Linked DNA regions of Mus musculus: regions 2, 3, 4, 5, 6 and 7 are each linked to region 1. The links are chromatin loops, found by intact Hi-C in ENCODE. Cell type or tissue: heart. All regions are shown on one strand.

What was found. A loop is a pair of places that touch in the nucleus more often than their neighbours do. Peaks named below come from ENCODE experiments on the same cell type or tissue, not always from the same donor. Only the 100,000 strongest peaks of a DNase experiment are listed, where the experiment ranks them.
Region 2: it touches region 1 in a loop (4-fold over the local background); 4 of 42 quality-filtered maps call a loop at or near these places.
Region 3: it touches region 1 in a loop (3-fold over the local background); 2 of 42 quality-filtered maps call a loop at or near these places.
Region 4: it touches region 1 in a loop (7-fold over the local background); 7 of 42 quality-filtered maps call a loop at or near these places.
Region 5: it touches region 1 in a loop (2.8-fold over the local background); 3 of 42 quality-filtered maps call a loop at or near these places.
Region 6: a loop joins it to region 1, with 9 times the contacts of the local background. A loop is called at or near these places in 16 of 42 quality-filtered maps.
Region 7: a loop joins it to region 1, with 4 times the contacts of the local background. A loop is called at or near these places in 3 of 42 quality-filtered maps.

The regions. Positions count from the first base shown.
Region 1 is chr6:93,541,858-93,545,857 of GRCm38, forward strand. No RefSeq gene overlaps it. Among named protein-coding and RNA genes, the nearest start is that of Gm22312, 34 kb to the left of the region's middle. In heart, a CTCF peak has its summit at 1,617 (motif pointing left); no DNase peak of the experiment used is centred here.
Region 2 is chr6:93,312,725-93,316,724 of GRCm38, forward strand. Gm46968 (a long non-coding RNA gene) reads right to left here and starts at 2,010. Exons shown (of 3, transcript XR_001785331.2): 1 at 1,758-2,010. In heart, no CTCF peak of the experiment used is centred here; a DNase peak (open chromatin) is centred at 2,147.
Region 3 is chr6:93,272,650-93,276,649 of GRCm38, forward strand. No RefSeq gene overlaps it. Among named protein-coding and RNA genes, the nearest start is that of Gm46968, 40 kb to the right of the region's middle. In heart, no CTCF peak of the experiment used is centred here; a DNase peak (open chromatin) is centred at 1,682; H3K27ac peaks cover 1,665 bases.
Region 4 is chr6:92,941,814-92,945,813 of GRCm38, forward strand. Adamts9 (a disintegrin-like and metallopeptidase (reprolysin type) with thrombospondin type 1 motif, 9) reads right to left here and starts at 1,721. Exons shown (of 40, transcript NM_175314.4): 1 at 1,228-1,721; 2 at 234-634. The coding sequence starts at 1,342. All of the region lies in intron 1 of 9530026P05Rik (RIKEN cDNA 9530026P05 gene), which reads left to right. In heart, CTCF peaks have their summits at 1,539 and 1,786; DNase peaks (open chromatin) are centred at 418, 1,808 and 2,638; H3K4me3 peaks cover 2,932 bases; H3K27ac peaks cover 2,723 bases.
Region 5 is chr6:93,064,329-93,068,328 of GRCm38, forward strand. The region is part of intron 1 of 9530026P05Rik (RIKEN cDNA 9530026P05 gene); the gene reads left to right. Among named protein-coding and RNA genes, the nearest start is that of Adamts9, 120 kb to the left of the region's middle. In heart, no CTCF peak of the experiment used is centred here; DNase peaks (open chromatin) are centred at 1,233 and 2,083; H3K27ac peaks cover 1,256 bases.
Region 6 is chr6:92,785,742-92,789,741 of GRCm38, forward strand. It overlaps Adamts9 (a disintegrin-like and metallopeptidase (reprolysin type) with thrombospondin type 1 motif, 9), which reads right to left. Exons shown (of 40, transcript NM_175314.4): 38 at 1,105-1,209. It overlaps Gm52913 (a long non-coding RNA gene), which reads left to right and starts at 935. Exons shown (of 3, transcript XR_003956476.1): 1 at 935-1,295; 2 at 1,416-1,535; 3 at 1,963-2,189. In heart, a CTCF peak has its summit at 1,753 (motif pointing right); a DNase peak (open chromatin) is centred at 1,750; H3K4me3 peaks cover 1,032 bases; H3K27ac peaks cover 1,047 bases; H3K27me3 peaks cover 1,060 bases.
Region 7 is chr6:93,148,538-93,152,537 of GRCm38, forward strand. No RefSeq gene overlaps it. Among named protein-coding and RNA genes, the nearest start is that of Gm38863, 44 kb to the right of the region's middle. In heart, no CTCF peak of the experiment used is centred here; DNase peaks (open chromatin) are centred at 1,695 and 2,174; H3K27ac peaks cover 294 bases.

The DNA.
Region 1 (4,000 bases):
GTGGGTCACCACAACATGAGGAACTGGATAAAGGGTTGTAGCATTAAGAAGGTTGAAAACCACTGCTTTAGGGCATCTCTTGGTGCTGGCATGGCCTGGTATTCAAGTCAATGGGATGTACCAATCCAGGCAGGATGACGAATGGCTCAAACCCATTTGGAATGAAGGTGCTGGTCACCTCTCCAGGTAAAGAACAAAGAGAGCCAAGGTGCTTGTTGAGGAAACACATGAGTAGTAGATAAAGATAGCAATAAACACAGCTCTAGGCCATGCGACCTGTTACAGAGACCATGATTGCAGTCATCACATGTTTCTGTTCTACTTTGTTAAGAAAATGCTTACTCAGGGCTGGAGAGGTGGCTCAGTGGTCAAGAGCACTGACTGCTCCTCCAGAGGTCCTGAATTCAATTCCCAGCAACCCTCAGTAATGGGATCTGATGCCTTCTTCTGGTGTGTCTGAAGAGAGCAGCAGTGTACTCATATACATAAAATAAATAAATCTCTTAAAAAAGAATATGCTTACTCATATATACACATATATTGAGTAGATATTTTTGTTTTCTTTCCTCTTCCATTCCCCTTCTATGTTATAGCATCAACTGAGATGATATCAGGAGTTCTGTTTTGTTAACTGTATTATCATATCTAAGTATGGGACATTAAAAAAAAAACTAAACATTTTTCAGGTAACTTTGCCATCTGTTCTGGTGGCGATGATTTAGCATAGTTCAGCTGTATGTTGGATACGTATATCATTTTAGGTAGAATGATACCTTTGTTATTCTCTTCATTTGGAAATAAGCATAACTTAAGGAGATGTGATTGAGTGTCAAGTTGACAACGGGTGGACATACGATAGTAGGTCTTGTCAGGTTGACAGAATCTCGAGTCCATTAAGGGACATGCCCCTTGGAGAGCTCCCCAGGAATTTTCCAACCCTCAAGCATTGAAACAATTAGGACATCCAGATTTTTGAGAAGTTAGTGAGTTCTCAGACACTCTAGCATGTACACAGCCATTGTCAGCCTACTGAACCCTTTTAATGCATAGCATTCCAGGAAATCCTCTTTTCTAACCTCTACCCACTCTATCAGTTCTGCTCCTGCAGAAAGCCCTGCCTAATATGGTGTCTTAGCATGAACACTTGAATACACACACCTTCAGCTTCCCAGATGCTCAAGGGCAGCCCTGAAGCCCTGAGATGCCAAGCTGGATGCTGCTGCTTCTCATCTCAACCACCCATTCTTAGCATTTTTTTCATCCTGTGCCATTTGTTTAGATGGATAGTGAATTTTAAGTAAGACATCTAAAGTCCAAAGGTGATTTAAATGTGTTCTAGAGCAGTCATGGTCTGCAGAATCCCTGGTCTGGTTCGGGTATAAAGAACTGGTTTCCTACCCAGAAGAGATCACAGTTCCTTTGTTAATGTCATGATCAATACTATTGAGCCCTGGAGATGGGCTCCATCCCCTCCTTCTCTGCCTGTTCACATTCTCATCACCGCTAGAAGTCTCATATCCAAGGTTATGATGAATCCAGTCCCTTCAGGCTTCTACCACTAATCACATCTTCATAAAGTTTAATTTAACGTAACACTGCCCTCTTGTGCCTCAGCACACAAGGGGCCTCTGTGGGGGAAAGGTTTACTTTTAATTAAAAGTGAAACATACCTTTGGCACCTCAGTAAACTCTGTGTTGTTGGAGGATATTTCTAGCTTAACTCCCCCTCCTGTCCTATAGCTCACTCCTTTATTCCATTGGTTTTCACAACTGATAATTGCTGGCCATGGAAACCAGCTACACGGGCCGACTTAAACATAAACCCACATGTGATTATTTTAAAGTAGCATATGGACGGAAATAGCAAACAATGAATCCAGGCTGCCCAGGAATGATGACTGCAAGAGAAACTGAGTAAGAAACCAGGAAATGAAAAGAAGGTTATTAAATAGACTTGCCACAGCTGGCTTAGCGATTCCAATAGACTGGTTAACGGGAAAAGCAATCAGTCCCGAGCCCCGTAATTACTTTTCTGCTGAGTTCCAGTTCCATAGCTCCGTGTTTGCAGAGTGTAATTAGGAGCTCCGGTCACAACCTAAAACTAAACCCAATAAGAGCGACCAGACTTTTTAGAACAGCGGCATGCTCAAGAAACCTCTGAACAGTGTGTCTCCTAAAACTGATTGTCAGTAATCCTTGGTTTTATTTTTAAAAACATCTTTTTCATAAGGAAGAGGGCAGGACTTAACTTCAAAACAGGTACAAACCGCCGTATTTTGAGCCTAACTCCTGGCTCAGAAATGGAGCCAGTATTTTTCTCTTGATTAGCCACAACACAGCACTGGAGTGGGAAATGCCTAGACAACCGATTCAGCAAACTTTGATGTCACTGAGGCAGAAAGGATGCAGGCAAGCCAACCTCTAAGTTAACATAATAAAAACCTAACCCAGGTGTCTGCAGGCTACTATCTCAGTCTTCCAGAGACAGAGCTGCGGGAGACTCTGCCTTCTCACCCTCTAGACCCAGCATCCACCTCTGGGGTTATCTTAGAGATGACTGTTTTGGCCAGCAACAGATGCCTGAAGATTAGGCAGATAGGCATCTGGGGAAGGAGGGTGGCTATAAAAATGTTCATGAGGCAGACATAGTGACACAGGCCAGTAAGCCCAGCACTTGGGAGGTGGGGACTGAAGATAACAAGTTCAAGGCAAGAATGGTTTGCAAGGTGAAAACCTGTCTCAAACAACAGCAAACTGTCCCTGGTTTCTACCCACCCCCTTCTTGCTCTCATCTCTCAGGCCTCCCTTTGTTTACTGGTGAGTTTCCACTGTTGCCCTGTTGCCAGACCAGTCCAGACCACCTGGACCAGAATCTCTGCTTTTCTTTGCTAGGATTAGAAACCCAGATTCACCTAAGACTTTGGAAATGCCAGTTATCCTAAACTACCAGACCTTGTGCTAAACCAGGTCCGATGAGTGCATCAGACACACTAGCTTGCTGGCTGCTCATCAGTCATGGAGAGTGGGGGTGGGGGAAACTTTGTGGAAATCCACAGCCCTGTAAAGGTACAGGTCTTTTAAAAATGAAAACAAAACCAGCGGAGTGAAAAAGAGGCTTTATGGTAGTTTTTATCTTTAATTTTGTGTGTGTGTGTGTGTATACCTTTGTGTGTGTGTCCATTTGGGGGGATTCATGTGTGTGTGTGTGTGTGTGTGTGTGTGCACTAAAGGTTGATGGCAGGTGTCTTCTTTGATAACTCTTTACTTAGTAAGACAGGGTCTCCAGGTGAACCCAGAGCTTATCCACTTAGCTAGCCTAACCTCAGGTTGCTGTGCGTATCCCTGTCTCAGTATTCAACCCAGTGAGTGCTGAGGTTCTGAACTTCAGTCCTTAATGTTTCCAGGGGAACACAGGGAGCACTCTGTGAAGCCATCTCTCCACTCCCATCTTTTGCCCACATTCTCTCTGTATTTCCTTATTGTCCCTACTCTAAGAAAGAAGGGAGGGGGAGGGAGGGAGTTAATGGTAGATAGACTGATTAGATAAATAGATAGATAGATAGATAGATAGATAGATAGATAGATAGGTAGGTAGATAGATAGATAGATAGATAGATAGATAGATAGATAGATAAGATAGATAAGATAGATAGAATGAATGTGTGGGTGGATGAAACTAAGGGACAGTAAGACTTTTGAGCTAAACACCACACAGAAATATTACTTAAATAAAATCCTTGGAGTTGTTTAAAATAACTTTAGTTAAACACGCAACAGACATCAAGCATTTCAAAAGTAAGGCTCTTCCTCCTAAGGCCACTGCTTTGACTTTAGCCACACTCATGAGGTGTGTGAGGCTGCGCTCTGCGGTTCTGTGTGTGTTCTTCTCTTTCAACCACCTTTCTGCCCTTCCCAAAGCTCATCAGGTGCTGTCAGAGACAATGATAACGGAAAACCAAGACAGGTGGACGTTATTAAGCATTTTCTACTCTTCAAGGAC
Region 2 (4,000 bases), 230 kb before region 1:
TTGCAATCCCACCAACAATGGAGGAGTGTTCCTCTTTTTTCACATCCTCACCAGCATTTGTTGTCACCTGAGTTTTTGGTCTTAGCCATTCTGACTGGTGTGAGCTGGAATCTCAGGGTTGTTTTGATTTGCATTTCTCTAATGACTAAGGATGCTGAACATTTCTTCAAGTACTTCTCAGCCCTTCAAGTTTCTTCAGTTGTGAATTCTCTGTTTAGCTCTGTTCCCCATTTTTTATTAGGGTTTGACTCTGGAGTCTAACTTCTTCAGTTCTTTGTACATATTGAATATTGTACATCTATTGGATGTAGGATTGGTAAAGATCTTTTCCCAATGAAAGCAGTGCTAAGAGGAAAACTCATAGCTCTGAGTGCCTCCAAAAAGAAACTGGAAAGAGCATACACTAGCAGCTTGACAGCATACCTGCTCTAGAGCAAAAGAAACAAATATACCCAAGAGGAGTAAACAGCAGGAAATAATCTAACTCAGGTCTGAAATCAACCTAGTAGAAACAAAAAGAACTGTACAAAGAATCAACCAAACCAGGAGCTGGTTCTTTGAGAAAATCAACAAAATAGATAAACCCTTAGCCAGACTAACCAGAGGGCACAGAGACAGTATCCAAATTAACAAAATTAGTAATGAAAAGACAGATATAACAACAGAAACTGAGGAAATTCAAAAAATCACCAAATTCCACTACAAAAGCCTATACTCAACATAACTGGAAAATCTGGATAAAATGGACAGTTTTCTAGACAGACACCAAATACCAAAGTTAAATCAGGATCAGATAAGCCATCCGAACAGTCCCATAACCCCTAATATTTGCCTTTATGAGAGTGACCTTGCTCATGGTGTCTATTTACAGCAATGGAAACCCCAACTAAGACAAGCATGCATTGTGCCTTGTTTGTTTGGTCAACATCATATTCTTACCACACACACACACACAAAGTTCACTGAATTTGCTTCTTGTAACTTCATTCTATCACACTTTTACTGCAGTTGAAAGAAAAGCAGGTAACAATACAAGTTAGAAAATAAGAGTGCGATGCAAAGAGAGATGTAGATAGCTTTGTTTAGGATCACATTTGTAGACAAACCATGCTAAATGGGAGAAAAGCCTGGTTTACTGGTTCCCTCATGGAAATCACAGAACAATGAACATGTATTGTGCCAACAGATAATATCCAAGTACTTAGCAAAAGACTAAGAGCTAAGATCAAAACCAATTGATTTCAAACTGCCATCCTGCTGAGTTTAGCCTTGACTCGTAGCTTAAAATAGGAAAGAGCAGGCACGTTGACAATCTAGAGGAGAGCGTACTATCCATCCATAGACTCTCTGCAGCTTGGTGTGCATTGTAAACTAGATGATAACCTCACACGCTTTCTGCACAGTATTCGTCCGGCTCCTGTCAGTAGGTTAACAGCAACAGAAGCATCCCTGAGAAAGGTATGGATGCTCAATGTGCACCTGTTTGTTTCTAAATCCTGCCACAAACCTCGTAGGAAGGAATCTTATCATATCCTGCTGAAGCTAGAGTAGACAGAGAAATACGTCCCAATCATGTTTCATAAGTGGGAGAACCAGAGCTCTAGCAAACACTCAGCCTTCAACTTTTGGCTTTCAAGTGGAAAGGAAAAAAAAAAAAACCCATATTCTGAAGTTTAAAAATACTACATCCTTATTTATCCAAGCCTACTGACTCTTTGAAGGTCATGATAATCTCAATAAATCAAGAGTGAAACTACCTTTCTCTCACCAGCATCTTTTGTTTGTCTTGATTCCGGCTGTTCTGCAAAGCAGTATAGATAGCGAGGCAATTGTCTTTCTCCAAAAGCAATCTTCACCTCCACCTCTCCAAGTATAGGGGATCCCACATAATTGACCCTCTAGAACTTTCAGTAAATTAATCACTCTGAATTCTGAAGCTCAGCAAAAAGGCACTTGGTCTGACCCAAGAAAAACAGCTATCTTTGGCAGCAAGAGAATGCTTTCCCTCCCTGACAGACACGCCTCTAAGAAGAGCGACACGGAAACAGCAGGGCTGTTATTAACTCTGAGGTCAGCTAACACTGGTGGCATGGAGACCTGAGGAAAAAGGACATGCCTTCCTTAGAAGATGTTTCCTAGCCTCCTGCTTATTGTTTTACTGAGCCCATTGTGTTTGCAAGGACACTTTTATGTACCTAAGGAACTCTGGCTCTTTCGTAGCTCCTAAGGAATGTTCATTGTGACACACACATAACCTTGATTAGCCAAGCACTGGATTCCGGCATCATTTACTGGATGGGGGCCTTCTTTTTGCAGCCATGGGGATTGAACTCACAGCTTTGTGCAGGCTAAGCAAACACCACATTACTGAGCTATATCCTTAACAGGGGTTTCCTTCTAAATATGTTTGATCAGACCATTTTATGCTAAGGGTATATATACACTTTGTGGTTCTAAAGGCAGTAGGCTACAAAGGTTCTAGCCATTCGTTGTGATTTGTTGCATCTTAATTAATTAAGTGTGTGTGTTTTTCCGCAGCTGCATGTGTACATGTGTATACATACATGTAGAGGTTAAAGGTCATCTTCTGAAGTCATTCTTCATGTAGCTTTTCTTTTTGAGACAGTCTCTCATTGGCTGGAACTCACCAAGTAGGCTTGACCAGCAGGCCAGTGTGCTCCAGGCATCCTCTTCTTTGTCACCTCCTTTCTGGGATTAAGATTTAACCTGACTTTATAGATGGTTCTGAAGGCTGAGTTTAGGTTGTACTAGAAAGACAAGTACTTGACCAGTTGAGCCGTCTTCGCAGCTGGATCTTTAAACCATAACAATGCTTAGTTTAAAATTATGTACATGCAACAAAATCTAAAATAAATTTAGATATAGTTAAGGCTGGCGAAATGACTTAGCAGGTAAGAGTGCTATTTACTGAGTCTGACTGGCTGAGTGGAAAGAGAGGACCTGAGCTGTACTCTGACCTCCACATATGCACATGGAAGGTGGATGCTACCCTCCCCTGCCTCGATTACATTTGCCCACTCATGTGCTCATGTATGGCAATATTTTTTATAAAATTCTATACATGTATTGGAGCATTTATTAAATGGCAGCCTCTACTCTAAAGGTCATATGTCTTATTACCATTATTATTCCCACAGGTTTATTCATATGAAGCTATTATTATCAGTTTACTGATTTAGAACATGGTTATATAACTTTCTGAAAATAGTTGCACATTTTATTTTCAGACTAGCTCCTGTACAGCCCAGACTAGTCTCAAACTCATCTTGTAGCCAAGGATGGCTCCTAACAATGCTTCTTCTGTTTCTCTCTCCTGGGCACTGGGGTTACGGGCATGCGCCACATGCACCAGGCTTAGTGGGTCGATTTTTAAAGGAAAGGTGATGGAGATCAGAATGTTAGTTATCGGTAAAATGTCTGAAAATGCCAAGTCACTATTGCTCATCTGCAGCAGCTTCCCTGGAGTTAGGAGTAAGCAAAGCCTGTGTTTTCCAATCCAAACATGTTAAACTGCAAGGCTCAAGTTCCCAAACAACCATAAAGTCAAAATATTGCTCTGGTGACAGCTACAGCCAACATCTTACCCATGCCAAACCCAAGACAAAATGGGTTAGTACATTTGATGTGCTCAGCCATAGCCACCATCTCAGATTGCTTTTGGCTCTACATTCCTGAGGGTAATATAGTATGGAGAGTATTTTCTAGGTGAAAATTGCTGAATGTTGTTTCAGACCCATCCAAAATACATCAGCACCGGGAATAAATTTTATTGATTTGTCAACTCTGCACACCTTTTTGTGGAATAAACAACCTTTCTTAATGGTTATTGCAGACCCCAGAACAGAAAACATGGCAGGTGGCTGGTGCAATCCCAACTTAAAATAAACATCATATTTTCTGCAACCTGGTCATTGAATGATCCTTGATGATAGAAAGAAACCCATCTCCCGTAATAATGAAGGGATCTTTGAGACTAGGC
Region 3 (4,000 bases), 270 kb before region 1:
ATCACCCGGTGAATCACCTTTTCTCTGTGAGATGTTAACACTGATGTAAGATGTTTCCATGTGAGGAACGGGAAAGACTTGAGACACAAAAAAGCTTCAAGGATTGGTAAATAGAATAATGTGGTCTGTACCCCACTAATTTTTCTTGCCATCCATGAGAGGCCCGATGGGCTGCAGCAATGCATCATTTAGATCGCCCCTTCAGCTGGTTCATGGAAAACTAACAAAAATTGATGTTGTTATCTGGGGTTTTCGTGTGTGATTTGTCTAACTCTTTACATTCATTATGGGTTTTGCCCTTCTTTAATAAAATGGCCTGATATTGCCTTCAGATGTTGCAGAAAACTTTTTGGCTGGCTGGAAAAAAATATTAGAAATAAATAAGTTCACTGGAAGGACATTCACACTGTCCATTTGAATGAGCGTCCTGTGGCAGGCAGGCTGAGGTGTGTAGGCTTTCTCTCCCCAAGCTGGACAGCACTAATGACTTTCTAAAAAGTACGTCCTAACTTGTATCCACAAAGGTTATATGCGAGGCTCCTCTTCCAAAGCCCGGGAATAAGGACAGGAGCGGGCAACTAGATCCCACCCCTTATCGGAATTTAGCCTCTAGCAGGAAGACAGACATCAAGTTAGAAATCAGCAAGGAGGTTTGAGGAGCATATGGAGAGAATTGGCCATGCTAACCTAGGCGTTTAGAAGCTCCCGTCCATGAAGAAGCAGAGACTGCTAAAAGAAGCTCAAGACACTCCCAAGCCAAGAAGAGGCACGCTCTATAGATCACCAGAAATGGCAGACAGAGAAAGGCAGTTTCACTCTGTTGTTCAGACTTCAGCCTCTGTGCATGTGGCCTTGGTTTCTAGGCCTGCTCTCTGCACATTTAAAACTGTCTTCATTTCCCCTGTGATGCTTTTGGGAAAACAATATAAAAATTAGAACTACTCTTCGTTGACATGGTGTGCCAAATCCACCAGACCTTTACGCAACCTTAACTTCTGTCCGTACTTGAAGACAAAGGGTTCGGATCACTTACTCGGGTGATCAGTGAGCTAACATTGGATTCAGAACAAGATAGGAGATGCTCAAATGGCAGATTCCCAGTGCTTCACGAAGGTTTCTCCCATCACGATCTAGAAAATATTTCGTCACGATGACCAGTAGAGGGATATTTCAATTAAAAACACGGCCCAAAAGTAGTGAAACAATTATGAATTAATTAATAATTGGCCCAGGCCCTTCCAGCTGTTTTAAGTTGGACTCTCAGAGGATATTGAGCTGGGAACTTGAATTTTAACAAGCAATCCAAGTGCATCCCATGTATGAGACTTTCTAAACTTCAGCTAACTTCCAGGCACTGGTGAGAAAAAATGGAGCGGACAGAAACGAAGCCTGCTGCTCATGCAGTCTCAGCGTCTCAGCCACACTCTCAGGCTGTTCATCTCGCCTTCGGATGAAACACTACATGGCAAAGTGCTCATGATTTCCAAACTGCAGATCATTTAGCCTCCCACTCAGGCAAACGCTCTAGGCAGGGCTCAGGAGAGTTGCTGGCTCAAGCTTCAGCCAAGCTGTGAAAAGTGAGGCTTTTCCAGAGGAAGTAAGATAAGGCAGAACTTAGAAAAACAAACATCCTGAGGCCGGTGTGCCAAGGGCCACTGGCAAAATCTATAGTCCAACGCTAAGTGAGTTAAACAAACACATTACCGGGCCATCCAGGAAACTTGAAGCAGATGCTGGAAGTAGGGTGTGTGTTTTCAACCTGGGGAGAAATATCCTGAGGAGTGATGGTACAGAACGAGGCACAGAGCGTGCAGAGTCATGACAAAGTGAATCGCCAGCAGGCAGTGTACCTGTGGTGGGCAGGCAGTGTTCCAGTCCTGTGGTTCAAAGCCAATTTAGGCCAGGAAGGCGAATTGTATCCTACTATTGGAGCTGTTAGGGTCTGGGCCAAGGCAGCCCTAACAAGCTAGGCTCAGGCTAACACTTGGAAGCTTTGGAATGCTAAATTGGTGGGGTACTGCCTGCCCACCCATTACTTCATGTGAAATAACTGTTCTGATTCAAAATAGGGATGAGAGCAGTCATACCAATGTCTGGTAATAAATAAATAAATAAATAAAATGATGTATTGGCGCTCTACACAACTTTACCTGGTGAAATAGTGTCCAGTAGTGTGCTTAGCAATTCCTCAGCACGGAAGACACAGTGGCCCAGCAGTTTGCTGGTTTTTGAATAATAACAGCATAGATTCCCGTTCACTATTTTGGTTTCCAGAAGACGCTAAGACTGAGCATGGTGGCACATACCTATAATTCAGCAATTGGACGTAGGAACATCATGAATTCCAGGCCAACCTGGCCTACGGAGTGAGATCTTATCTCACTAGGGAAATACCGAGGGAGGTCGAAATGAATGGATGGATGGATGGATGCGTACTTTAGGCCTTTCCCCCTGGGAGCTCAGTTTTTGGTAATATTCTAGCATTGCTGGACCTGGCTTTACAGCAGTTGGGGCAGGTATCTCCCAGTCGTCCGTGCGGGCTCGCGTGAGAGTCGGAGGCATTCTCTGACATGGTCTCCCCTGGAGCTCTCTCTTTCTCCCACTCATTCCCTTTCACATGATGACATTTAATTAGCCATCTTTTTTTGCTTGCTTTTAATTAAGGAAACACTGTTTGCACTCTTCTTAGAATCATTCACTGAATGCCATCTAGACTCTTGACATTTATTTAGGAAATAGCATTTTTTGTAGAGTTTTTATAGCATGAATATTAGATGATGAGGATAATTCAAAACCCTCCACAGAAACAGGCTCCTACTCCCCTTCTGCATTTTTTAGAACAGTAAGGTCAGCCTTGAAATCTCAGCTGCACTTTGGATTTATAGTAGCAGCAACAATTTGGAAAATTTTGGTGTATTTTAAGCTAGCCACCCAAACTTTGGCTATGTCTTGCGAAATGTTATAGAGCTTCTCAACAAAAATAGCTGCAGGGGAGGGACTGGGGATGTAGCTCCATGTAGAACACTAGTTTAGCATAGGCCAGGTCCTGGATTTGATTCCTAGTGCCACCAAAAATAACTGTCCTTAGGAAGCAATTGCCTTTACTACCAGTGCTTTTTAAACATTATAGTTATCAAGGAATACCCAATTATTCTCTTAAGTAAGAAATTAAGATCTAGTTGCGGGTTCATGAAGGGTATTCTCTATGGGCTTGCGAATGGGAGAAGAAAAATGAGGGGAAAGGAGGTGGATAAAGGAAGGCAAAAGGCAGGAAGGATGGAAGGAAGAAGAGAAGGGAGGGGAGGGAGTGGTGGCAACCTCTTTTCTTTTTTTCTTTTTTGGGTTTTTTGAGACAGGGTTTCTCTGTGTAGCCCTGGCTGTCCTGGAACTCACTCTGTAGACCAGGCAGGCCTCAAATTCAGAAATCTGCCTGCCTCTGCCTCCCGAGTGCTGGGATTAAAGGCCTGCACCATCACTGCCCGGTGGCAACCTCTTTTCTTATTTCTTTTATTCCATTCAGATAATTTATTCTTTCTAGTCTACACACCCAGCCTCTTGGTTTTAATAAAAAGGATTTTTTTTCTGTAGGAACCCCCTCCTATTCCCCATAATACTCAGAGAGATGTGTTTGTTAGAGAGCTCTCACAACAAAACTTACCTGATTCATTCTTTCCAGGGCATCTCTTAAGATCAGCACAAGTCAAGGACATAGGCTCTAGAGCCTGTTGTTTGGCTCTAAGTTGTCCTGCCCCCATTTTCTGTAATCTGAGGGCAACTGTAACACACTTAAAGTGGTAAGCTCACCGTGTATATGTAAAGACACATGGGCTCACATGGCTCCCAGGTCTCCAGAGTGGGGGGCAAAAATAACCTCAAGAAGGGAGAAAACACAGTACTGGGCACAGGGAACAGTGACTGGAATGACTGCAGGAAGACTTAAACCTTTTAAAATTACATAGGCATATTCTCATATAGATGTATCCCATGCATTTATTTAATG
Region 4 (4,000 bases), 600 kb before region 1:
CTAAGACAGCTCCAAATGATACACGACCCTCTGGGGGACAGATGTGTACACTCTTCTCTTCTCGAGTGTAAGAGCACACACTATGCTGGTGGACCCCCAATTCCCGAGAACTAAGCCAGGGTTGATATTTAACGCCAGAGCATAGACTCGGTAGGTTCAGACTAGGGTGCAATTAAGTCTTAAAAAAGCAGACGAGGAGGCGGGGAGGAGGGAAGGGGCACGCGCCCACTTACCATTCCGGAGCACAGGCTGATGACCGCAGTGTGCTCGGACTTGGTATTGACATGGCCTTTGTAGAAACAGTGCCTAAGTTCCATTTCCTCCTCGGAATACAGCTTGGTCTGGTTTACCCCTGGCTCTCCAAGGAGGGTGACAGTGAACAGTGGAGCGATAAATCCGGTATGGGCGGTGAGATTAAATAGAAACTGCTGGCCGAAGGCTGAGAGGCGGTAGTGCTCCTGGGAAGAGGTAGAGGAAGACGAAGAGGAGGCGAAGGCAGGCCAGGGGTCAGAGGCAGAGTTAATGCTTCGCCGCCTTCTTTTGAAGTGCACGTTCGTGGGAAAGGGTTCCCCGAGGGGGTTCACTCGGATGGGAGACGCGATCTCATATTCGCTCAGACTCTCTAATAATTTCACTGCAGGGAGAAACAGAGGCAAGTGAGCTAATCAGTCATTTCCCCCGAAAGCTTTAATTTAAAAAGAAGATGGGGGGCTTTGTCCTAATTTATTTCGCAGCCACTTCGAGTCAATTCCTTCACGCTCCACCACTGGATAAATATTTGTTGAGCGCCTACTGTAATAGTAACAGCCGAGAACTAGGTGAGGGGCCGAGACTACAGCATTTGAAGTCAGACAATGAACAAATATAAAAACATAAAATAATTACAGATTCTGATAAATATCCTAAATAAAATAAAATGTGTGCTATCTGGTGATCCAAGCTATTAATTAGGACTGGTTTGGGTCAAGGGATAAGGAGGGTAAAAAAAGTCAGGTAAAAAGGACTGGGGGTGGGGGTGGCCCTAAAATTCTTGCAGTGCTTCCTTCCCTAATAGTTGACTAAGGATGACCCAGAGAAGGGAGAGGTTCCGAAAGGAGAGGTAATTCTTTCTAGGAAAAGGAGAGAGGCCTCTACTGCGGGGTGCCCGCCCCAGAGCGTGTTCAAGAAGGTGGCGATGGAGTGTGTGGGGGCGTGGGGGGGGGGCTTCAGGGTTCAGAGCCATGTTACCTTGCCTCGGGTGCAGCCTGTCCTTGCGCACGGCCGCCGCGGAGTCAGGGCTCCTCATCTCAACCAGGTCCGGCACCAGGAGCGTTAGCAGTGTGGCCCAGGATACTAACTGCATGGTGCTCCTCACCCCTCCCCCCGCTTCTCCCACCCCCTCCCTCCTGCCGGCTTTGGTGGCTGGCGGCGACGCGAGGCAGCAGCCTTGGAGAGCGCGCGGAACCCCGGCGCCCTGCCGCCAACTTTTTGACTTTAGGAGTCGCTGAGGTCCTGCAGAGAGGGTCCCGTCTGCGCTCCGCTGAGCAACGCTGCCGCCTGCCGTGAGCTGAGGCGCTCGGGCCGCAGGAGGAGGAGAAGGAGGCGGAGGACTAGGGCTCGGCGGCTCGGCCGCATAATGTCCAGCCTGCGGGCAGGAGAAGGCGCGGAACGTGCGCTCCGAGGCGCGCCGGGCGCCCTTTGCTGGCTGAGTTAGCCGAGCCGCTTCTTGAATGGGGGGCCAGGGGGCGGGGGCCCCCGCGGGCGCTCAAATACCCTAGGTGCACGCCTCCAGGAGGAGGAGAGGGGAGGAGAAAACGGGGCAGGCGGCCCGCCTCCTTGTAGATCCTGTCCCCTCCTCGGCCGCGGGTGCCAGGACTCACCGCTTTAGGCCCCTCCAGCTGCCGGAGGCGGAGGCCAGAGGCGCCGGCAGTGCCGGAGCAATCGGTGGCCGTCCGCGTCACCTCCCCGAGGTGGGGTTAGCAGAGATTCCCTGAGAAGGAGGGAGAGCAGAGAAAGTTCTCTCTCTCTGAGGTGGCGCTCAGCCACCCACTCCGATTCCCCTTTCCTACTTTGGTCTCCGGTTTGGAATCTCTCTCTCGCCAGGTCTTGGTGTAGGTCTCTTTGGGCCCATGTCCCTTTTCTCTGATGGTCTCTTCCTTCTCCGCTTTCTACTGAGCCATCTCCACTTCTCCGTATCTGCCTGTCCTCTTCATTCTGCCCCCGTCTCTTTCCATCACCCAACTTGGCATTCCTTACAAGAGGAAAAAAAAAAAAAAAAGTAGCCTTGCGCCGTCCTAGTCCTACACTTGATCACTATGAACCAGATTTGTCACCTGAGCTCCACTCTACTTAATTGCCCCAAGTCAAGAGTTTTAAAGGCAGGGATCTATTTCAGTCCAGTAGTTCTAGTTGTGTTTCTGATCCGCAGTTCTCTGAAAGTTTCGCAACTGTTTAAACCCGGGTCTTCCCGGGACCTCTGTCCCTGTGGCGAGAGCTCTACAGGTTTCTGTAGCCCCCCCCCCCCCAAAAAAAGGTTAAGACGCTTACTGTGCGGTTAGAGAGGGTGGGGACTTGGAAGCCCCCAACTCTGCCCGACATTTGAGGGGAAGGGAGTAGGGAAGGACTGTGAGGCCATAGGTCCCGGGGAAGGCACTCGAACCTCCAGGGATTTCCAGTCACTTCCGCTTGCTCTCAGAATTAGAGAGGATGCAAGCAGGGAAGTGGCTCCAAGCAGATAGTTCAAGTTATCCATCATCTCCCTCGGGTTGAAGATAGACATTTGGAAGTCAGAACTCTAGAAAAGGAGAAAGGAACAGAGGGAGAAGGGGGAGGAAGTAAAGAGGGAAGATTGTTAAATCATGGATAGTTAAAAAAAGCACCTTTCTTCCTTAGCTCTCAGAGGAGAGGATGCGCCAATTCAAAGGGAAAGGAAAGGGCATTTTCAGTAACTGATATGACTAATAAAGTTATAATCGCCCAAGTTTCCTAGAACCGGAGTTCTCTGCTGCTTGGCCAGCCACTCAGAACTGAGAATATCAAAGTGCCAGTAGAGACCAGCCAACAGTGTGCTGGGAGTGCCACCCATCCTGGAAACAATGATGTATACAGTTCTGATGATAGCGGAAAAATGACTTGGCAGGTCTGCCAGTTCCTAAAGATGTTGTTAATCCAATTGGTTAGGCACCACTGCCACTGTGAAGAGGCTGGGCATCCGGTATCCCTGTGCGGATGTGCACTGGAGATCTCGGAAATCTCGCTATTGAGGAGGTTGGAGAAATCTAGACCAGTCTAAAGCATACAGGAGACCCTGTCTTAATGTAAAAATAAAATAGCAAACAAAAGAACCAGCGAATTTTAAAAAGGGACTTTAAACCTTGAATCTTCCAAATAACTCACAAAAGTGAGTTTCTTCTAGCATGCCATCTTCCTCTTCATTAGGTGCTAAAGCTCCCTCTGAATTATTGTGCCTGGAAGTTGCCAGAAGCTGAGCATGGAAATCAGTCCACAAGAACTGACTTCAGTGGAGATGTAACAGCACCTCTACACAGTTACTCACCTGCCTAGCCCTTCTGAAAGTATCTTCTACCAGGGAACTCCTCAATCTTAATTCAGACACCTCCTGATCAGGAGATGCTAACTGCACAGGCATTACCACAGGAGAGGCTGAAGAGACAGCTCCTTGGTAAGGAACACTTACCTTTACAGAGACAGGTCCTGAGTTTGGTTTCTGCTGCCCACGTTTGGACGATTACAGCTGTTTGTAACTTGTTTCAGGAGATCCCACACTTTCTTCTAGCCACTCCCCCAAACCCCTGTACACATATGCACATACATGCAATTAAAAATATCTTAAGAAATTACTACAGGGAGGGACACATGTTCTCCTGTGTAGCTTCACTCCTTTGCTTTACCTCTAAAAGGTTAAGGTCAGATTCTGTTTGCAGCTGATGGGAAAAGAAGGACCAAAGCACCTGCGGGTGACCTCCTGAGCTGCGGGTGACCTCCTGAGCTGCGGGTGACC
Region 5 (4,000 bases), 480 kb before region 1:
GCAGACAGATTCAGGATTGCTCCTTGCCTCCTCCCATGCCTCTTTCTCCTATTATACAACTTTGTAAGATCCCAGTGATATGAGAAATCTACGTCTCGGATTCTGTATTATGGAAAGTGAGTGAGGAGTTACTGCGTCTGTGTATCTGTCAGCAAGCTTCTGACCCTCTGGGTTTCAGCTCTGGATCATGTTCCTTGTGTTATTGCTCTCTGCTCTCTGCCTCTGCATCAGTGCTGTCCTGACCTTGGCAGCCCGTACAGAGTGCTGACCAGGAGGCAGCCAGACTCGTTCGTCTATGCTCTCATGTTAGAGCTCTACTTGTATTTCTGGATTATAGTTTTATACTTTAAAAAGATGGAGGAGGAGGAGGATATCTAGATCTCGTCAAACCCAGGGTGCTCTGAATATCATTTTATCATGAATTTGATGTGCTTTAATTTTGCAGAATAAGCTTCCTTTGCCAAAGGTAGACTACAAACCCTGCAACAGCCTGTTCCCTTACATTTTTGTGTATCCATCAAAAATATGGATGGGTATCCTAGAAAGTATGCTTGAAATGATTATGGAAGGAGAGGCCCAGGAAGATGGGAAAACAACAGTCTGGTGTTGGGGAGATGTTATCTAGAGTGACACCAGGCAGGCATAAACCACCTGATCGTAGACTTGATGATGAGAGCAGATTTGAAATCAACTTGCACTTTTAACTGTCCATTCCAACAAACCAGTCCAACTCTCAACTGCTTGTGTAGCAAATGAGATAATGCTTATCTCGGCATTCTTGAAATTTTGTTTATTTAAAATAAACAAAACCTGCCTAAATCAGGAACAGTTTTATGACCTGTTCTCTTCTATTCGGTTGTTAAGTGTTCTGGATGAAGGGGCACAGGGCATGGAACACCATTGAAATTTACCACCCTAAAATCCCAAGATCTGAAGAAACATGCATGAGATATGTGTTTGATAAATGAACATTGAAACTGTGTGTGTTGAAACCTTCATTAAAGCAAGGATTTTGAAGTATGGCTTCTGACTCTTTCTCCAGGACTTTGGGCATTTGGGTCAAAAGTGCATCATCATTAATGCGGTCTTCGTTGCTATTGAAAATGGATTCTGTTTACATCAGTCCTATTTACAGCATCGTTCCCGGGACTCAAATAAAACAAGGCTCTCCCACCCACTAGTTTGCAAGTTGTGCAAAGTACAGCCTTCTATTGTGACATGTATCCTGGCAGTTTGCCACTGTCTGGCCTACCCTACTGCAGGGTCAGAATCCCCCGCTGTATCCTGTAAAATCGCTGAACTCTTGGGAAAGTACTAAGAGACTGGAAGAAGCATTCAGCATCTCTCTTGAGATGAGTAAATTACATGGAAGGCTATGGGTATTTTATGATCTGTTATAGATGGAGAATTCAAGGTGCAGTTTGCCTTTTTTTTTTCTCTTTACTTAAAGCAAGAAAAGCTTAGCAGTGAAACTCATTTTCCATGACTCCCAAATGGTTTCACAATAAATCTGTGAACTTAATCAGCTTCTTCTGTTGAGGAAACCTCCTCTAATTGTGTTCTTGTGTGAAATAGACACGATGACAAAAAATACTCCAACTCTCAAAGAAAGTGTGGATCACTGTAATCTGGGGAATAACAGTCTCAGTGTCCAGTGAAGAGGAGCCAAGATCGTGCTGTCTCTGGTAGTATTTCTTTTCTAGATAATTGTCAGGCTCTTCTTTCTTGGTCAACAGTATGACAACGAATATCCTGAATTAAGTGTCTCTGGGACATAATGGTGTAGTAACTAGGAGCACTGCCAACTAGATTTCTAGAAATTCCCACAAGACTCCTGCAGAGCCACAAGGCACTATAACAGCAAATGAACACAGAGATGAAACACAGAACCTGAACGCCTTGCTTTCATCTCTTTTCCTGGTCTCTAGAAGCCAATGCCTGTCTTTCTTTCCCTTTCCTCCATGCCAAGTATGGCGGGTGCAGAGGGGACATGCCCGGAATGTTAGCACAGCTGATTACTGTCAGCTAGCAAAGCAATCTGGTGGAAAGAAGACAACAAGGACTCCGTGCGCTTGCTTCTTCCTGTTCCTCGGTTCTTGGGCAGTGACCTTCAGAGCTGCCGGGGTTTGTGGGAGCCGGTGGGTGTGGTCTGAGAGGGAGAGTCTACAATTGGAAGCTGACCTTTCGGAGTCTAGATTTTTTTCCGTCCTGGAAAATAAGAACTAAGCATAGAAATTGAATTAGAAGTGGAAGGATTTCCCAAGGCTCTCATTTGTCCCAGCTGCATCCACAGAGCCCACTTTTGCCTTGCTCCTCTCATTCCCAGCTAGGATTCCTGCCTGTCCCTCCTTACTCCGGGCTGGGTGCTGAGGTCAGCAGAAGCACCTTTGAGACAAACACACAAACTAAGCTGTCGTCAGCAGACCCAGCCTCAAAATTGGAGGAGGAATTGTGAAAACATCGTTTCCCTGCAAATCGGACACCCTCCTCACTCCCACAACAAAAGAACTAGTGTTTCTAAATGCTCTTGCCGCAGGCCCTCACCCGCCTGTGAATAGGGGCACGGAGGGGACAGAAACACCATAAAATCCTAGGTTCTCTCCACTCAGCCTCAAGCTGTGGTTTCCTATTTCCTCCCACTGGACAGCTTCAGTATTAATTGCTCCCAAAACCAACAGTAAAATTTCACTACCGCTCCTAGCAGGCAAAAAAACCCTCAGGTCTTCTGGGAAATTCGGAGCAGGGCTTGGTGACCCTGGCATCTCCCTCCTGTATACACACTAGCAGTGGGGGGTTCCAGACAGGTCTTTGGTTTGGGGCACAGGCTCTCAGCAAAGAGTAGTCCAAAGCTGCACATGAGAATTCACTAGAAATGCAAATTTTCAGCTCAACAGAAGCCCCAGGACTTGGCTGCCTCCTTAGTTTGTTGAAGGAAAAAAAAAAACCTGTAAGTGATTTCAGTTCACTTAAATCATTAGGATTAGCGATCGAGGCTAGGCATTTATTTTGTCAGAATACTGCAGACTTTTATTGTTGTCTGTGTGGTCTTTGGCGTACTTCCTTTAGTTTCTGTCTGGCAGGCTCTTAGTCTTTAAGTCCTTCTGAAAATACCCTCTATAAGTAAGTCTCCATCACCCTCCCAACCTAAGGAATAGAATGTCCTCTTATGTGTGTTATGACATTTGGAGCATCTTACTAATATATTTTGTTAAAACTATATCAAGTTCCTCGGTTCTGTTCCAGGTTCAGAAATAAGAACATGCTTACATCAGCAAATGCTTTGTGTAGACTATTGTGGGACTGTCGTTTTGTTTCTGGTGATGCCAAAATAAGATTTTTAAATTGATTAAAGAAATCAAAATTTAAGATCATATCCCAGGCTTCAGACCTCACCTCTGACATGTGCTGGCCTTAGGTAGTGATTTGACCACTTTAATTGTCAAGTATAATGAGGACATGGGTGCTTCTTGTGTTTACCCCAGTGTGACTGGATGGCTGAAGGAGTAGTCCAGCTAGCACGGTAGCTGACCTGTGAAAGTTGGTTGCTACTGGTAATGTTATTCTTTTCGTCTTCATCCTCACTAGAATGTTGTTAGCAGTGTTCACTGTGCCTGGAATAGAGAACACAGGCAAAAGCATCTGTGAAAAAAATCTTTGGAAAGATCAAGGTCGTGGCCTTATCTCTTATAGTTCCTGAAATGGAGGCAGATTTGAGGAAGTAGGCACTCACTGTAGGCAAATTTGACTTTTCATAATGTGCTTCGTGAAACAGACTGAAAGGTGTTGATGACTTCCAAATTTCCTTTCTCAACTGTTCAGGACCCATCACTGCCTCCGGGACATCATGTAAATTTGTCATATAAAATGGCCATTAGAGCAAGGATCAAAGCTTTGACAGTGAGTCAGAGTCACCTTCTTGTTGAAGTCATGAAGACTAAGGTGAAGCACAGGGGTGGTAGAAAGCATATTTCAGTAGCAGACCCAATAATTTTTTTTTAAA
Region 6 (4,000 bases), 760 kb before region 1:
AGGAGACAGGGTCTAGCTGTGTAGTCCACGTTTACCTTGAACGGAAGGCTCTCCTGCTCAGCTTCCCCAGTGCTGAAGTTACAGCGGTGTACCCCATACGTGGGAACAGACTGTCTAAAAATATGTAAATATCCCATACAAGCTCAAAGGAATAGTATAAAACCACCTCCCAGGTGACCTGACATTCTACCCTGCAGTTCTAACCAGGTAGCCGCACTCATCCCACCCCATTATTCTGGACTCAGACCTCCTTTCTTCCCCCTCTCTCTTTTCTTCCCACGTGCACAGGGCTTGAACAGGAACTGGGAAAAGTCCCATATCTCCAGGAGACCAGATGCTGCGGTGGCCTGAGAACTCAGTGGAAGGGCTTTAAGGAGGAGTTTCTGCCCCATCACCCTTCAGAATCACCATGGAGACACAGCCCCAGAGGTTTGCATCCCCTGAACCTAGTCAGGGGGCCTAGGGGTACATGTAAACTTCCCTGGTAGCTCCACGGGGTGCGTGATTCTTGGGCTGGGCTGTGTTTATCAACCACTTGGGGCTTGCTCAACTACAGAATTGGACCCAGAAGACCAGGATCCAAGCACCTGTCTTCCAACACGCTCTGCGGTTGCAGACATGCTAAAATGCACTGGGTTCAGGGTGGCCAGAACAAAGTGGATTATTGTATTCCTAACTTCCCAGAAAATATCACCCCATAACCTCTTCCTATTGGAATTGCAATTGTTTCTGGGCAGAACAAACCAAACCAAACCATCATTTGTCGAGGTTCACATAGGTGAGTTGCGTTTGGTTAGTTAAGATATTTGAGCTGTGTGTATCCTAGAGCCCTGCCCCCCTTCCTCTTTTAATTCAGTAGGCTTTCCAGGTGCTTGGATGGCTTTGCATTTACTAGGTGGGACAAGCTTCAACCAGGTGAAGTGAGTCTCTCCTGCTTCACCCACTTCTAAATCCCTTCCCGTATTTGTGTCCTAAATTTTCTCTCTGCCACTTTGGAAAAACAAACAAACAAAAGTTTGGTGAATGGGAAAGCACACCTGCTCTGCTCCTTCGGTACACAGCCACTCCCCCAAGAGCCATCCTCCAAGCAATACGCAGCCTTACCGGAGACTTCTTGATGTCCGAAACAGCGTAATTCCCTTGTGACGTCCATCTGGCAGACTCCGTTAAAGACAGCCCAGTCCCATAAAGGTTGATGCTAAAGCGCCCCTGGAACACAAAGCCAACACAAAAGACTTTCAGCCCATGTGACATACCAACCAAGGCAGAGCTGACACACATTCAAAGGCACTTTGGTAAGCAGAAAGGTGTTAATTAATTTTGATGGCCGCTAATCGTTGAAGGTATTTTGTTGTTCCGTTGTCAGAGCTAGGCGCCTTACATTCATGATTTCTAGGTAGGGATTTTGTTTACAGGCGGTGAAACCCAGGATCACAGCCGATCGACTCCCTCCTGAACACAGAAAGCCCTCAGGTCATCTTTACTGACTTCTAAATCCTCTCTCAGAGCTTCCTCCAGCCGGCCTCCGTAGCACGGTAACCCTGATTGTTGCTCACAATTATCAGATTCCTTCAGGACCAAAATGCCGCAGTGTAATTTTTCTAACAAGATCTAGCTGCCAAAGTTCCCCCCTCCCCCCCCCCCCCCCCCCCGCTTCCAGTTCCCTGGGGCGAAGAGCAAGCACACTTTGTACCAAGCACCGCTGGGTGTGAGTTCAAAGCAGAGGCGCGTTTCCAAAAGCAGCCAGAAGAGGGCGCGCATCGCCTGCTGAAGATAGAGCCCACTCCCAGCACATCTAAGGCTGTTCCCCGCCCCCCTCCGCCCCGCCAGTCTTAGTTCAGGAACAGAATTCCCAAAGGCCACAAGGGTGTGTGGTCTGGGCCTTTGATAATGATATTTATCTCTAAGGAGTCCCTGCAGTAGAGACATCCTGAAACGGTCTCTCCTCTCTTTCAAAACCAGATCCAACACTGGCGGGTTCTGAGCTGAGAACGTTCTGTGACCCTGAACATGCGTGCTCTCAGGATTACTTTCTCCAGAACTGAGAACCCACAACTTTGACAAAAGTTAAAACAAAGAGATAATGGAGAGCTGCCACTCAGAGCCAAATCCTAGTATGAAAGCGTTAACTCCTTCAACAATGATTAGGAAAGAGAGAGAGAGAGAGAGAGAGAGAGAGAGAGAGATTTCAGCCTTTCAGAACCTCAGTTTGTCCATTTTTATTTATTTGTTTGTTTGTTTGTTTTTCGAGACAGTGTTTCTCTGTATAGCCCTGGCTGTCCTGGAACTCACTTTGTAGACCAGGCAGGCCTCGAACTCAGAAATCTGCCTGCCTCTGCCTCCCAAGTGCTGGGATTAAAGGTATGCGCCACCATGCCCGGCGCAAGTTTGTCCATTTTTAAAATGCAAGGTAAAGTATATACTTCCTTCACTTACTGTAGTAATGGGAATAAATAAAATTAGACATGAATAAATTGGGTGTGGTGGTCCCTGCCTACGATATCAATGCTCAGGAGACTGAGACAGGAGGATGACAGTCAGATCCAAGTCACCTGCATTACCTAGGGAAACACTGCCTTAAAACAACACTTAGAAGAAATAAATAAGTAAATAAAATCTCATGTTGTTGATACTTAGTAGAAATACTGGTATCTGTAACAAAAATACAAGCATCGCTTCTGTGTTTTCTGGTCCTGCATTTTCTAATTGTTTCACAATAAATTCTTGTTTTCTTTGCCTAGGTTTAATGATAATTATTTAGGGGAGGGGCTCAGTATTACTTTATCTATGTATATCAGCTATTAGTAGTAACATGTCTCTGACAGTTGATAGGCTTTTCCAGTAAATAGCACATCTTAGGTCTTCAGATGAAACTTTTTTTTTATATACTTTTTATTAGGTATTTTCCTCATTTACATTTCCAATGCTATCCCAAAAGTCCCCCATACCCTCCCACCCACTCCCACTTTTTGGCCCTGGTGTTCCCCTGTACTGGGGCATATAAAGTTAGCGTGTCCAATGGGCCTCTCTTTCTAATGATGGCCGACTAGGCCATCTTCTGATACATATGCAGCTAGAGACAAGAGCTCCGAGGTACTGGTTAGTTCATAATGTTGTTCCACCTATAGGGTTGCAGATCCCCTTAGCTCCTTGGGTGCTTTCTCTAGCTCCTCCATTGGGAGCCCTGTGATCTATCCAATAGCTGACTGTGAAGGAGATGGGGCTTGGGGTTTCTTTCTCCCTGCCAGTTTCATAAAGAGGAAAGGATCAGATTCCCAGATCCCTCCGGAGCTAAGGCACCACAAACATGACATGGGAAAGAGGGTTTCCGCCCACAGAGTGACCAGTCAGTGGTCCTGGTGAGGGTGATGCATCTTCGGAAGAAATGTGGCAATGTCTACAGACCCCATCCTGTGGCAGGGGCATATGCAACAGGGAGACACTAAGAACTCCATGGGGCTGCCTGTAACAGGACAGCTCCCCTTCCCCCTCAGAGCTATCCTGCCCTGGTCCTTGAGGTCCAAACTGCTGCAAGTGAGACATGAATGTGTGTGTGTGTGTGTGTGTGTGTGTGTGTGCGCGCATGTGTGTGTGTATGTGTGTGCATGTGTGTGTATGTGTGCATGTGTGTGTGTGTGTGTGCATGTGTGTGTATGTGTGTGCATGTGTGTGTGCATGTGTGTGTGTATGTGTGTGTGTGTGTGTGTGTGTGTGTGTGCGCATGTGTGTAAAGGATGGATCCATTCCACAACAGCCTTTCCTGCATCTGCTTCAGGGACAGTAGACAAGTGGCTCCCTTGCCCAGCCCACCCATAAAATGGCTAAGCATGAATTTTTGAAAAGGAGGTTATGGGATGGAAGACCTCCTTATTCTGTATCTAGACCTTTACCTGGCAGAGAATAAGAAGTATTATTAGATATTTTAAATGACCATACTGTGTAGATGTTAGTAGTCCTTACACTGAGTGGCCTCAATACCAAGGTGTTTTGCGTAGACTGG
Region 7 (4,000 bases), 390 kb before region 1:
CCATTTGAAGAATAAACAAATTTTAAACTGTAAACAAAACGATGTACACCTATTTTGTTTGACGACCTCAAAACAACAGAAGCATTTTGTTGTTTTTCAAAGGAAAGTTGGAGCACTGAGATGTGGCTAACACAATTTTCAAGACTTTGCTTAATTTTACCTTTTTTTAGTTCCTTGTAGATTTTACAACAATCTCTGGTAGAACTGGCCCACAATGAGCTGAATGTCCATCTTTTTTTAAAATTAGATATTTTCTTCATTTATATTTCAAATGCTATCCCCTTTCCTAGTTTCCCCTCTGAAAATCTCCTATCCCCTGCCCCCTCCCCCTGCTCCCCAACCCACCCATTCCCTCATCCTGGCCCTGGCATTCCTTTATACTGGGGCATAGAACCTTCACAGGACCAAGGGCCTCTCCTCCCATTGATTCGGCCGACTCAGCCATGCTCTGCTACTAGAGCACCAGCTAGCTAGAGCCACAAGTCCCTCTGTGTGTTTTCTTTGATTGGTGGTTTAGCCCCAGGGAGCTCTGGGGGTACTGGTTAGTTCATATTGTTGTTCCTCCTAGAGGACTGCAAACCCCTTCAGCTCCTTAGGTACTTTCTCTAGCTCCTTCATTGGGGACCCTGTGCTCCGTCCAATGGATGGCTGTGAGCATCCACTTCTGTATTTGTCAGGCACTGGCAGAGCCTCTCAGGAGACAGCTATATCAGGCTCCTATCAGCAAAATCTTTTTGCATTAGTGTCTGGGTTTGGTGGTTGTTTATGGGATGGATCCCCAGGTATTCATCTTAGTGGTCAAAAAGACATGCAGGGGCAGGAGTGGGAGGAGTGGGCTCCATCCCCTTTCCACAGCTAACTCAGTGCACTGAATCTGGGCTAGGATTCCAAGGAAAACTCCAAACCCAATTCCTGTGTTAGAAAGTGAGTAAGTGAGTAAACTAGATATGGAAGCTGTCATGATGAGAAAGAGAGAGAGGGAGAGAGAGAAAGAGAGAGAGAGGAAGAAGGAGGAGGAGGAAGATTAGAAGTGGGTGGAAGAGAAAAGAGAAGATAAAGAGTACCAGAAGGACTGAGAAGGGGAAGAGCTGAGCGAGCCAAGGGAGGGGACCAGAGAGAAGTCACAAGGAAAGTTAGGGGAAAGGAGAGGGCTTAGCTTCCAGGCAGGATTCACACACAGGTCACCTAGAGAGGAGGAGGAGAGTAGATGCTTCTTGCTTTTAAGTTATAACTTATTCCTTCTATCCTTCCAGAAGAACTTAGAGTGTCTAGGAAAGAAAGGGGCAGGAACATTCTCTCAGAAATGCTTTCAGAGAGAAAATGTTTAATTTCTACTTCTTATTCTGTTCCCAGTGACATATAACAACTCAGATAAAACTAAATTAGGCAACAGATTAATAACAAAATGGAAGGAAAGAAGGCAGAAGGGGAGGAGAGAAGGAGGGAAGGAAGGAAGGGCAGAAGAATGGAAGGAGGGAAGGCAGACAGGCAGGCAGGCAGGCAGGCAGGCAGGCCAGCTAGCCATGCTTTTCTCCCTAACAGCCTCGCCAGTCATTTTGGGGACTAATGCATCTGTTAATTCTAATCCTTCTGGAAAGGAACACAAACAGGACGTGTCCTGGAAACGTTGTTTGACATGTGGATTAGGCAATGTTGACAAACAGAACAGTCTGTCAGATACCTCCTCAAACCCCTAACACCTGGAGAAATGGGCCCCACACTCATGTCATGCCCTGCCCCCACCCCCAGGATCGGTGTCTCATCTCCTGGCATATGTAGACCTGTCACACTTTTTTGAAAGGACAACAAAAAAAGAGGACTCCCATGTCACTTCTCAGGTCACTTTCTTCTTTACATGCCACTGCAGTAAGCAATTCCCAGACAACCAGCTATCAGCTATTGTAATGACTCCAGTAAACAAATACAATAAATAGTAAACAATCCATCTCCTCTGAATCCTGTTCTCAGGCCCCTTCTCCTAGAACCACTTTCCTCTCTCCAGAAGCAACTTTGAGGGCCAAAGATAAGGATATTATTTGCACACATGCCAGATCACTGGCAGTGTGTGTTTTCAAACTGCCAAAAAAAAATGTGAAAAGGAAGTGTGTTGAATTCAGCTTCCTATGAATTGGCTTCAACTGGATGTCAGACACATTCTCCCTGGCATCTGCAGTCAGAGCAGAGAGACAGCTGTGAAAAGCATCGTCCAGCCAAAACGTGATTTCAAAAAGGTCATTTGATCACATGATTTATTTATATTGTTTCTCCATGGTACAAAGTGTTCTGATTCATATGCAGGACCCAGAGAGGGAGGATTAGAAAGAAAAAGAAAAAAGAAAAAGAAACCCTAAGGCCCATGACTCAGGGGCCCTGCAGAGGCCAAGGGGATGGCTTGGCTGCATTTTGAAGGCTTTTTGAAGCCTTCGACCCAAACCATGTTCTTCCGCATCAATCAAATTTAAAAAAGGATGCCATATCATGATAGGATTGATCTCTTTCCATACCCTCTGAAGCTTCATAAGAAACATGATTAGAGGCGGGCCTTGCTGTTACTCAGCAAGAACAATCACCATAGTCTTCTTCATTCAGAAGAGAAAACCAGGGGTCAACTTAATCACATTTCTAATGCTTTATCTTCTCCACATGGTGTGCGCCAACTTGAAGAGTTTGAGCTTTCTCTCTTGTCTTTTCTCTCCCAATGAGGCCTTGTCAATCCCATTCTAAGTAGACCTAGAGGATTTCCTAGGAAGGTTGGAACAGATGGTTTGTTTATATTCCCTTGGCTTTATCATTGCTTCCTAGATACAGGACTGGGGCTTTTAACCCCATGTTTATTTTTTTTAATTAGGTATTTTCCTCATTTATATTTCCAATGCTATCCCAAAAGTCCCCCGTACCCTCACCCCCAACCCCCTACCCACCCACTCCCATTTTTTGGCCCTGGCATTCCCCTGTACTGGGGCAAAGTTTGCGTGTCCAATGAGCCTCTCTTTCCAGTGATGGCCGACTAGGCCATCTTTTGATACATATGCAGCTAGAGTCAAGAGCTCCGGGGTACTGGTTAGTTCATAATGTTGTTCCACCGATAGGGTTGCAGATCCCTTTAGCTCCTTGTAACCCCATGTTTATAATGTTGACAGGTAGAATTTATTGGATGAATATTTCTTTGACCATATATATTATTTAACCTCTCTCTGATATGAAGTCCAAGCTAAATATTCTGATGTTGTTTGGTTGGTTTTTTTTTTGTTTGTTTGTTTGTTTGTTTATCTTTCTACTAAATCCCTATTCCAGATCATTTTCTCTTAGCTGTCCTTAGAGATGGAAGTCAGGAGTTTGAAAATGTCTTCTGAGCATTACCAATACTCAAAGAAAAGAAGAGTCAGATCTATTGAGAACGAAAAGAATGTAACATTGGTCACGCAATACAACCAGTGCTAAGCACCTTTTCTTCTTTTTCCCCCTTCCCCTTCCCCTTCCCCTTCCCCTTCCCCCTTCCCCTTCCCCTTCCCCCTTCCCCCTCCCCCCTCCCCCTCCCCCTCCCCCTCCCCCTCCCCCTCCCCCTCTTCTTCTTCTTCTTCTTCTTCTTCTTCTTCTTCTTCTTCTTCGTCTTCTTCGTCTTCTTCGTCTTCTTCGTCTTCTTCGTCTTCTTCGTCTTCTTCGTCTTCTTCGTCTTCTTCATCTTCAGAAGTGGCTCACTAGGAAAGACATGAAGCACAGAGTATATTCAGTGATAATATCTGTGGATATGGTTGACTGATTTGTCTCTTGGTTGCTGGAATCTGACATTTCCACAAAATTTGACTTGAGAATGACTTAAGACTTAAAGCTCCTGAATCTACAGCAGTGGCACCCAGTTGGTTTCCAGGGACTCAGTAATTTCTCTGTAGTTTTCCTTAAAGAAGCATTATTTAAACTAAGACGGCCTTTTCTCCTGAAGTTGGAAAAAATTAAAAGTCAAGTATCAATACTATGTGAAACAATTCTCTGATGTGCTGAG